Regions from separate parts of the Homo sapiens genome. Here region 1 is linked to region 2. A link is an interaction called in ENCODE POLR2A ChIA-PET data of the cell type or tissue named here. Cell type or tissue: OCI-LY7. All regions are shown on one strand. Links, peaks and the distances in the headings refer to the core of each region. The heading gives the core; the rest is flanking DNA.

Region 1 (5,389 bases), core at 101-5,100, 320 kb after region 2:
AATCCCTTGTCAGATGGATATTTTGCATATATTTTCTCCCATTGTGGGGGTGTCTCTTTGTTGTTTCCTTTGCTGTGCAGAAGCTTTTTAGTTTGATATAATCTATTTATCTGTTTTTGCTTTGGTTGCCTGTGCTTTTGAGGTCTTACACAAAAAAAATCTGCCTGGACTGATGTCCTGTAGCATTTCCCCAGTGTTTTCTTCTAGCAGTTTCATAGTTTGAGGTTTTTAACCTATTTTGATTTTATTTTTGTATATGGTCTTTAATCCATTTTGATGTTTGTAAATGGTGAGAGATCAGCATCTAGTTTCATTCTTCTGCATATGGCTATCCAGTTTTTCCAGCAACATTTATTGAAGAGACTGTTCTTTCCTTAAGGGATTTTTGTAATGTGGCAGATTAAAGTATATTTGTATACCGAGGGGAAAGAGCCAGTAGACAAAGAGATACAGGAAAGAGAGAAATTAATTAAAGGAGTAATGTCATGAGGAGGTGAAGTTTATAAATATCGTACAGTAGCTATAAACAGCTGCTAATGTTAGAAATTAACTCCTATAGGAGGTGGCCACATTAATGGCATTACAGGATGGCCCTCTCAGAGAGCATGGAAAAAGGCATCGGAGAAATAAGAACTTTGCTCTGGTTATGCCTATAGCATCAATTGGTCGTTTTCATGGTTTTTAAAATCTCAACCTCATGCAAAGTTGAGGGCTCCCTAACAAAGCAAAAAAATATTTTTGTAAAACTAGTGTTTCAAATTTTAGTGATTCCTGGTTGATCTGTGTTAAAATTCTATAGCTAGAAAAGCATTTGGACAGTTTCTGAATTTGGAGTTTATGAAACTTTGACATACACATAGTTTTCAAAGCCTAAATCCCCAGAAGCTTGTCAAACCAAAGTAGCAATTGGATCAGAATTCCTCTTAAGGAATCACCAGGTATTATGCAAAAAATTTAGTGTGAGCTATGTATTTAAACTCTATTAAAAATTCTGGAAGAAAATAATTATTTAAGAACCCATTAGTTTTTAAGACTAGAGAGTTGGATTCTTTGAATAATTTTTATTCTTCACTGATTTCTTTTTATAGAATACTTTTATGTTTGTTTTCAAAACTAAGAAGTAACTGAAGTTTAGTTTTTATTCTGTACTGGTTCTTTCATCACTATTACTATTTTATATAAGCTAACGCATTAAAATGATACAAATCTTGCTAATTTGATTATGTTTGAATTACCACTGGATTTTTTACTGTTAACCTTATTAACTCATAAATGGGTCTTTATTTTTTACTGAAAGCTGTGTATTATAAATGCACTGTGGAAGATAGGTTCTGTCCCTTATAGAGGGTAAAGAATGTGTAATTCTGCCACATGTGATAGAAAATGTCTTATTTTTATTATGTGTAAACAGAACAGTTGCTTTTAAGCAGTGCTGAATATTATATGTATATGTCATATGCTAGGTTCAGGAAACTGAGATTATATCTAAATATATGAGAAACTTGTTTGTTGTCTAGTCTTTTTGTTAGGTTATCTCTGACTACCTCTGGCTTGAGACATTTTGTGAAATTTCTTCATTTTTTCTAGCTATAAAATAATACTCTTACTAAATGCATCATGATTTTACTGTGACAATTTTGAGTTTATCTTTTGATGGAAAAATCTCAATGTACATTAATAGCTGATGATAATTTATAAAAAAATTTTTTAATCTGATAAATCATTTAATTTGTCTTTTGAAATTTCAGGGTGTACTGATGGTTGGACCCCCAGGCACTGGTAAAACTATGCTAGCTAAAGCTGTTGCCACTGAATGTGGTACAACATTCTTCAACGTTTCGTCTTCTACACTGACATCTAAATACAGAGGTGAATCTGAGAAGTTAGTTCGTCTGTTGTTTGAGATGGTGAGTGACGATATATTCAGATTTCAAAGTAGTGTGTGTAGGCCTATGATGCCCCCATAAATCAGTTCTGTCCACCTGGAATCTTTTTTGAAAAGGGCAGTGTAGTTCTATTTTAATAGTTCTTGACACACTGATGAGAATTGGGGTGATGGGTTTTGTGGGGTAGTTGGTGTATCTTCAGTGTATCTTTTTCTTTAAGGTAAAGCAAGGCCTTTTGGCATCCTGTCCACTCAGGGTGGAAGAAGAGACTTTGGTCGTATATGTGGGTTGACTGGTATTTCTGGATCTCTAGGGAGCTGATGGAACAGAAGAATATTTTCATATGTATTTTAAAAATCAGAGTCTGACCCGTCATTAAAGTTTATTCCTTTTTCATATGGGATTTGCAGTAACTTAAGAATGTATATTTGAGGATTGAGGTTGATTTATTTTTGAAAAATTTTTCCATTATGGAAATTTCCAGATATGAAAGTAGAAAGCATAGTACAATGAACCCCTATGTATCTATCACCCAGCTTCACCAGCCATATAACCTTTATTTTTAGAAATTTCTTTTTTCTCATGGGAATGATTGATTTAGCCTTTGCCATAACCAGATGATGGCATTAAAACAGTGAGAAGTTTCTGCTCTCTTTTGCCATTGTTTTAAAAGATTTTTTTAAATACTCCAATTGTTTTATGAGATTATTGAATGATTTCTTTAAAATATTTTCATAAAGGCTAGATTTTATGCCCCTACCACGATCTTCATTGATGAGATAGATTCTATCTGCAGTCGAAGAGGAACCTCTGATGAACATGAGGCAAGTCGCAGGGTCAAGTCTGAACTGCTCATTCAGATGGATGGTAATTGATATTTAATTATTGTTTCAAAACTCTCATTTTTAAATATTTTGTGTAAACTCATAATCAATGGATGGATTAGAAGGCAGCCTGAGTTTAATTATTTGTTCATTCACCCATTTATTTGTTCATTTGTTCATGCACTCAGAAAGCATTTCTTGCATACTTGTTAGAGATCATGCACCATTTCAGATTCTGAGGTTACAAAGAAAAAGGCTACTATGGCCTTCAAGGAGCTTACTGTTTGGAGCAAAGTTTCTGGAGGCATGATCTAGAGTCCTAGGGATCTTTGAGACCCTTTAAAGAATCTGCAAGGTCAAAACTATTTTCATAGGAATATCAAGTCATTGTTTGCCTTTTCTTTTTCACTCTCATTCTCTCACAAGTGTACAGTAGAGTTTTCGAGAGGCTGTAAGACGTAGGGTATCATAAAAAGAAAGCAGAAGCAGATATGAGAATCCAGCTTTTCTCTAGATAGACATTAAAGAGATTTGCAAAAATGTTAAAAAAAAAAAAAAAAAAGCCCCTCTTCTTTTTTTTAATATTTTGGAAAACATACTTTTCATAAACATATGTAAATAAGTAATGAATTTATCATTATTTTTAAGTGAATTAATATTTTTAAATTTCAATTTTAGGTTTTTTCCATACAATTTACCCATGCACCATCTATTTTAAGTTTTAAAGATATTGATAGATACACTCCACACACAAAAAAGCTCTTTGGGGTTCTCAATAATTTTTTTTGTTTAAGGTTCAGAGTCTTGCTGTGTTGTCCAGGCTGGAGTACAGTGGTGTGAACACAGCTCACTGCAGCCTTGACCTCCTGGGCTCAAGCAATCCTCCTGCCTCAGCCTCCTAAGTAGCTGGGACCACAGGCACATGCCACCACATCTGGCTAAGTTTTATTTTTTGTAAAGACAGGGTCTCTCCATGTTTCCCAGGCTGTAGTTGAACTCTTGAGCTGAGATGATCCTCTGGACTCAGCCTCTCAAAGTGCTAGGATTATAGACATGAGCCACTGCACCCAGCCTCAGTAATTTTTAAGAGTATAAAAGGGTCCTGAGATCAAAAAGTTTGAGAACCACTGATCTGGATGGGAAGCAGGCAACTGATCAGATGAGTATAATACATTATGGTACATTCTGGCGTAGAAGTAAAGTCTGGGTGCAGTGGAAAACACAGGAGAGGCACCACCAAGACCAGGGGAGTCATGGAAAGAGATAGCCAAGTTGGACTTTGAAGCATTGATAGGAGTTATCAGGACAGAGAAAAAGGGCCCTGAGGAGCCATAGAAGGAAAAGGGTTATGGGCTCAGAGCTGCTGTTTAGAGATAAGTTAGCTGTGTGGTAGACAAGAGGCCGTTCAAGCAAAACATTAGAACAGATAAAATACATTAAAAAATATCCAGGGTGAGGGACTGAGTGCAATGGCTCATGCCTGTAGTCCCAGCACTTTGGGAGGCTGAGGTAGGAGGATCACTTGAGGCCAGGAGTTCAAAACCAGCCTGGTTAACATAGCAAGACTTTAACGTAGCAAAAACTTTAAAAAGTAGCTGGATGTGGTGGCATGTGCCTGTAGTCCCAGCTACTCAGGAGGCTGAGGTGGGAGGATAGCTTGAGCGCAGGAGTTTGAGGCCACAGCGAGCTGTAATTGTGCCATGGCACTCCAGCCTGGGCAACAGGGCAAGAACCTGTCTCATAACAACAACAACAACAAAACACCAACAATATCCAAGTTGTGTTGTTTCAAAACAGTCACGGTTATTCATCAACTGTGGATACTTACTGAATACTTACAATGTACTATGAGACCCTTCCCTCAGTGAGTTTACCATGTTAACTTTTGCTAAAGTATGAGAGAAAGGAATGAGTATGTTTTATTTTTGAAGTGGGGTATAGGAGAAAACATTAGGTGTTTAAAATTGGAAAAGGAAATCACTGAATACAAATTTAGTCAGCTGAATTTCATTGAGGGATATTTGTGACTATTGTTGATTATTAGTTGGACAGCTTGATTCTTTGTCATAATGACCGAAGTAGGAGTTTCATAATAAGAAAATATTATATGTTTCAGTGAGCTGAGATCATGCCAGAGCACTCCAGCCTGAACAACAGAACCAGACCTTGTTTTTTTAAAAAATACTGTATTGAACTAGGTTGCTTTAAGTCCACTAGCACTTTATTATGCTAGACTAGAAAGTCTTATCAATAAAGTTTATGGGGTTTTTTTATCTTTTATTTCTCACTACATATTTTCTAAAGTTTCTGTTGTGTGACCTGAAATTTTTTATTCTAAAATTTTAATTCTGAAAAGGAGACACTGTGTATATACATGTAGTTGGTTTGGTTATTTTTATCTGTGATTACTGGGTTCATTCTTAAATGTCTTATTTATTTTTTACAGGTCACTTAAAAGTTTAAAGGACAACATCATGGAAATATAACCTGTCTTTCAAAATTATAATTGCATGCTAGAATATTAAGTAAATGTGAACCCTCTGTTTTCACTTCTTGAGAAAATAGATTAAAAACTAAAATAAAATTTTTGCGGAACTTTATGATTTAAAAGAAATAAGAGGAATAAAACAGAGCCTAATCTCCCATACCTTTTCTTTTAGGAGGAAAATACATTCATTT
Region 2 (5,389 bases), core at 136-5,135:
AGGACTTGGCAATCCCCTATACTCAGTGAGTTCCTAAGATGGACTTGGTTCAGTTCAGTGATGAGCCTTTTAAACCCCAAAGAGAAGGAAGACTTGCGGAGGAAAAAAATTAGTTTTAGAATGTATTTAACCATGAAATAATGAATTAAGGTGCTTAGTTTATACATCAGGGGTTTATTTATCTTTTATCACCATAACTAGTACTGCTTGCATTATAGTAGGTATTCGATAAAATTTTTTAAACTGTGTTTAGAAATCATGATAGTAGATGGTAAAATGCTTTCTTCAGTTGCTGATACTCGGGGGAAATATGTTGTATATTTTAATGTTTTCTCCCTGAGGGCTAAGCATTTGGTGAACATCTGTCTCCTAACACCTGTTGGGCTGGTTTACCTGGCAATCTAAAGTGAACATGTGCCAGGGTAGTGCCACTTAAAGTACCTTCACTTTTTAGAATCTATCAGATGTGTTTAGAATCAGTTTTGTCTTCCACCAGCTAGTTTTCTCAGTTTAGAAAGTACATGTATTTCTACTTCTTAGTAAATGTAATATATGACACATGAATTTAAAGAACGTACAAAGTAGGAAACATTTATATTTCATACAACTTGAATTTTCAAATGCAAAAATTTCCTCTTGGGAGTGAGTCTTATGTTTTGGAGCAGGAATGACAGAACAGATATGGTACCAAAGCCAAGCTCACCTAGATATTGCAGACACACAGGCAAAAGAGGAGGTGGCCCGAGTGTGTCATCCGAGGGTCCCTCGGCATGGGAGCAGTTCCTCTGGTGGGTAGTGAACTGAGCAAAGAGGCAAATGAATGATAGGTAGTTACACAGAGAGAATCCCTACATTAAGGAAGTACGACAAACACGAGGACTCGATTTAGATTCTATGTCTAAGAGCCTTCCTTTGACATCCCTCCCCACCATGTCAGGGAGGATATGTACTCTCATTCCATTCAGTCGTTAGCACTGCTCACACTGGTAATAGCTTCTCGTTGTCTGCTTTCCTCTTTGGACTTTAGATAGCCCCTTGAAAGCCACCCACCTTTGTGTTCCCAGTGTTTAGATTGGTCCCTAGCACAATGTCAGTGTTCTGTAACTTTTACATACATGAATGAACAAATGGACAAATGAACATACATGACTTCCTAAAAGGATGTCATAGCTCCTGATAGTCATGACAGCACTAGTATTAACCTTTGTTTTGTAATGAGTTTCAATTTAATGTTAAGGAAAATATAGGATTTTAAAAACTAGTACACACACATACACATATTCCAGAGTCTTTCTAGTGAGTTTGAATATTAATTTATAAAAGAATCTAACATCACATGCTTTAAAAAATAGTGTTTGTGGCCAGGTGTGGTGGCTCATGCCTGTAACCCCAGCACTTTGGGAGGCTGAGGCAGGCGGATTACTTGGGGTCAGGAGTTCCAGACCAGCCTGGCCAACATGGCAAAACCCCGTCTCTACTAAAAATACAAAAATTAGCCAGGCGTGATGGCGGGCGCCTGCAATCCCAGGTACTCGGGAAGCTGAGGCAGGAGAATTGCTTGAACCCGAGAGGCGGAGGTTGCAGTGAGTCGAGATCATGCCACTGCATTCCAGCCTGGCGTGCAGGCTGAGATGGAGCAAGACTCCATCTCAAAAAAAAAAAAACAAACAATTAGTGTTTGTGCCAGGCACAGTGGCTCATGCCCGTAATCCCAGTACTTTGGGAGGCCGAAGCAGGAGGGTCTGTTGAGGCCAGGAGTTCAAGACTAGCCCGGGCAACATAGTGAAGCCCTGTCCCTACACACACACACACAAAAAGTACAAAAATTACTCAGACATGGTGGCCTGCACCTGTAGTCCCAGCTACTCAGGAGGCTGATGCAGGAGGACCACTTGAGCCCAAGAGCTGCAGTGAGCTGTGATTGTGTACTGCTCTCAGCCTGGGCAACAGCGTGAGAATCTGTTTATTACTCTGAACACTATCACTATTACTGTAAGAGTGATAGAGTTTATTACTAAGTTGTTGTTTTAGAATCTGTCAAATACAGAGATGCTGCCCCAATCTGGTCAGACATTCGTATTTATTTATTTATTCAGACAGCATCTCACTCTGTCACCTAGGCTGGAGTTCAGTGGCTCAATTACGGCTCACTGCACCCTTGACCTCCTGGACCCAAGCGAGCACCTGAGTAGCTGGGACCACAGGTGTATACCAGCATGACCAGCTATTTTTCTTATTTTTTGTAGAGATGGGGTCTCACTCTGTTGCCCAGGCTGGTGTTGAACTCCTGGGCACAAGAGTTCCTCCTACTTGGCCTCCCAAAGTGTTGAGATTACAGGTGTGAGCCATTGCACCCAGCGTCTCTGATTCTTTTGATTCCATTGAAACTAAAGTTTCAGTACATCAAGAAAGAAAGCAGCCCAAAGGAACTCACACCGTCCCTTTATTCACTATCAGGGACAATGTTAATAGGGACCGCTTCCAGCTGTCTGCACAATGTCCTTTACTGTCCAAGACCAGCACTTCCAAGATAGCGTGGTTCATTTGGTCTTAGGAACAGATACTGAGGAGTTGGTCCATAACCCACAGCAAAGCTCTGCAGGCACCTGATACCATGGAGAGGTGTTCTGACATTCTTATACGTCCCCCAAGGCAGAAACTGTAGGTTCTGAGTGACATCTCATCATAATTAGTGGAAGCATTAAGAGGCAAGCAAGCATAATTCTGGGCAGAGAAGGGCTCCCATCATAAGAATTTTGCAAACCGCATACTCTTTTATTTTGTAACAATGCTTGTAATTTATCTTTTGGAAAGAGGCACACAGATCTTGATGTAACTTGTGTAATAGACACTGTTCGCTAATGAAATATCCTTTTCAAATGAAAGGAAAATATTAGTTTCCTAGTCAGGTGCTGTATTAGTCCATTCTCGTGCTGTTAATAAAGATATACCCAAGACTGGGTAATTTATAAAGGAAAGAAGTTTAATTGACTCACAGTTCAGCATGGCTGGGGAGGCCTCAGGAAACTTACAATCGTGGTGGAAGGGGAACCAAAAAGGTCTTTCTTTACATGGCGACAGGAAGGAGAAGTGCCGAGCAAAAGCAGGAAAGCCCCTTATAAAACCGTCAGATCTCATGAGAATTCACTCAGTATCACAAGAACAGCATGAGGGTAACCACCCCCATGATTCAATTACCTCCCACTGGTCCCTCCCACAACACGTGGGGATTATGGGAACTACAATTCAAGATGAGATTTGGGTGAGGACACAGCCAAACTCTATCAGGTGCTTATGATCATTTTAAAACCTGAAACAGTGGTATTCCTATTGCAAATTTTCTTAGAAAAACACCATTAGATAAAATGCAACAAGCAATAAAATAGCATTTTATGTTGTAGAATGATAACTTTTATTTTCTCCTAAACATATTGACTAACCCATATCTTTTTTTGAGACAGAGTCTCACTCACTCTGTTGCTCAGGCTGGACTCCAGTGGCACAATCTTGGCTCACTGCAGCCTCTGCCTCCCGGGTTCAAGCAATCCTCCCTGCTTCAGCCTCCCAAGCAGCTGGGATCACAAGTGTGTGCCACCACGCCTGGCTGATTTTTGTATTTTTAGTAGAGACGGGGTTTCACCACATTGGCCAGGCTGGTCTCAAACTCCTGACTTCAAGTGATCCACCAGCCTTGGCCTCCCAAAGTGAGCCACTGTGCCTAGCCATATCTTTGTATTAAAAAAAAAAAAAATCTAAAGTCCTGTTTGTAAGGACTCTTTTCCCATGGTGTTAGACAGACAACATAATGCTCTATAGCAAACCACCCCAAACTCAGTGGTTTGTATCAACACGTATCTGTTCTCATATTCACAGGTTAAGGTTGGCTGAGGTTTAGCATCTATGGAATGGGCTCAGCTCTTGACTCGGCTTAAGGCTGTGGGTAGAGGAAACCAATCTTGAGTCAGTTGAAAATAAGCTTGCCCTGTGTTTTGTTCATGAGGTTTTGCCAACATACATAATTATTAAACTTTCACTGAAAATGTTTAGCAACAATATTTTTTATGAAATGGGAGGGTAAAGTGAGAAAACTTAAAACTGGAGCAGTGCCTTACCTGTAGTAAGTTCTCAAATAATATTTGGGAAAAGAATAAAACAATGGAATATAAAGAAATCAGAGATGATAAAATTTTCTTAAAACTGTAACTAAGCAAACCTTGGACAAAACCTGACAAAGCTAAGCAGCAGAACACTTTTTCCCCATTGCCTTTGTCATGAGTTATGTGAATAACATCTCAGGAGGACTTCAGGCTTGGCATGGGCCACACACATTATCTCTGCTCCTTGCTGAAAACCCATCAGTAATGCTGAAGGAGTAGGATAGGGATAAAGAATGTTTTGAAAGATGGGAGACACATGGACCAGTGGTAATTAACAGCATGAAACCTACACCTACAAATGTGTGTGTTGTAGGGGGTTAGTTAAGAGTCAAGTTTCAAGAAAGGGGAGCCTTCAGGTACCCCTAAAGGTGGATTCACGGTAGGATTGAAAATTCAATAATTAATGAAATATTGTATAAAGAATAATTAAACTGGACTGGGCATGGTGGCTTATGCCTGTAATCCCAGCACTTTGAAAGGCTGAGGTAGGAGGATCAGTTGAGGCCAGGAGTTCAAGACAAGTCTGGACAACATAGCAAGACCCCATCTCTAAGAAGAAATACAAAAATTAGCTGGGCATGGTGGCACCCGCCTGTAGTTCCAGTTACTCAGAAGGCTGAACTGGGAGCACCACTTGAGCCCAGTAGGTTAAGGCAGCAGTGAGCTTTAATTGTTCCACTGAACTATAGCTTGGACAACAGAGCAAGACCCAGTCTCTAAAAAAAGAGGAAAATCACACTTCCAGATTCCCTCCTCAACAGTGTAGTTAGGAAACCACTTCTCCCCAAGTATAAAACGTGAGGTTGGCCGGGCTCAGTGGCTCACGCCTGTAATCCCAGCATTTTGGGAGGCCAAGGCAGGCAGATCACGAGGTCAGGAGACCAACACCATCCTGGCCAACATGGTGAAACCCCGTCTCTACTAAAATACAAAAAATTAGCCAGGCGTGGCGATGCACACCTGTAGTCCCAGCTACTCGGGAGGCTGAGGCAGGGGAATTGCTTGAACCCGGGAGGCAGAGATTACAGTGGGCTGAGATCACGCTACTGAACTCCAGCCTGGCAACAGAGCAAGACTCCGTCTCAAAACAAACAAACAAAACGTGAGGTTTAGTCTCCAGCAGTGTGCCATAGAACTTTCCGTGATGATGGAAGTGCTTTATATCTGCATTGTCCAACAACTAGTGGCTCAATAGCCACCTGAAATGTAGCCAGTGTGGCTGCACGTGGTGG

The links. Peaks named below come from ENCODE experiments on the same cell type or tissue, not always from the same donor. Only the 100,000 strongest peaks of a DNase experiment are listed, where the experiment ranks them.
Region 1: POLR2A ChIA-PET joins it to region 2 with 5 read pairs; 2 of 35 experiments call an interaction of 5 or more read pairs at or near these places.

The regions. Positions count from the first base shown.
Region 1 is chr13:30,227,832-30,233,220 of GRCh38, reverse strand. KATNAL1 (katanin catalytic subunit A1 like 1) reads left to right here. Exons shown (of 11, transcript NM_032116.5): 7 at 1,749-1,907; 8 at 2,627-2,753. Among named protein-coding and RNA genes, the nearest start is that of LINC00385, 77 kb to the right of the region's middle. In OCI-LY7, for the core only: no CTCF peak of the experiment used is centred there; no DNase peak of the experiment used is centred there.
Region 2 is chr13:30,545,987-30,551,375 of GRCh38, reverse strand. It overlaps a transcript of HMGB1 not described here. Among named protein-coding and RNA genes, the nearest start is that of USPL1, 69 kb to the left of the region's middle. In OCI-LY7, for the core only: no CTCF peak of the experiment used is centred there; a DNase peak (open chromatin) is centred at 3,115.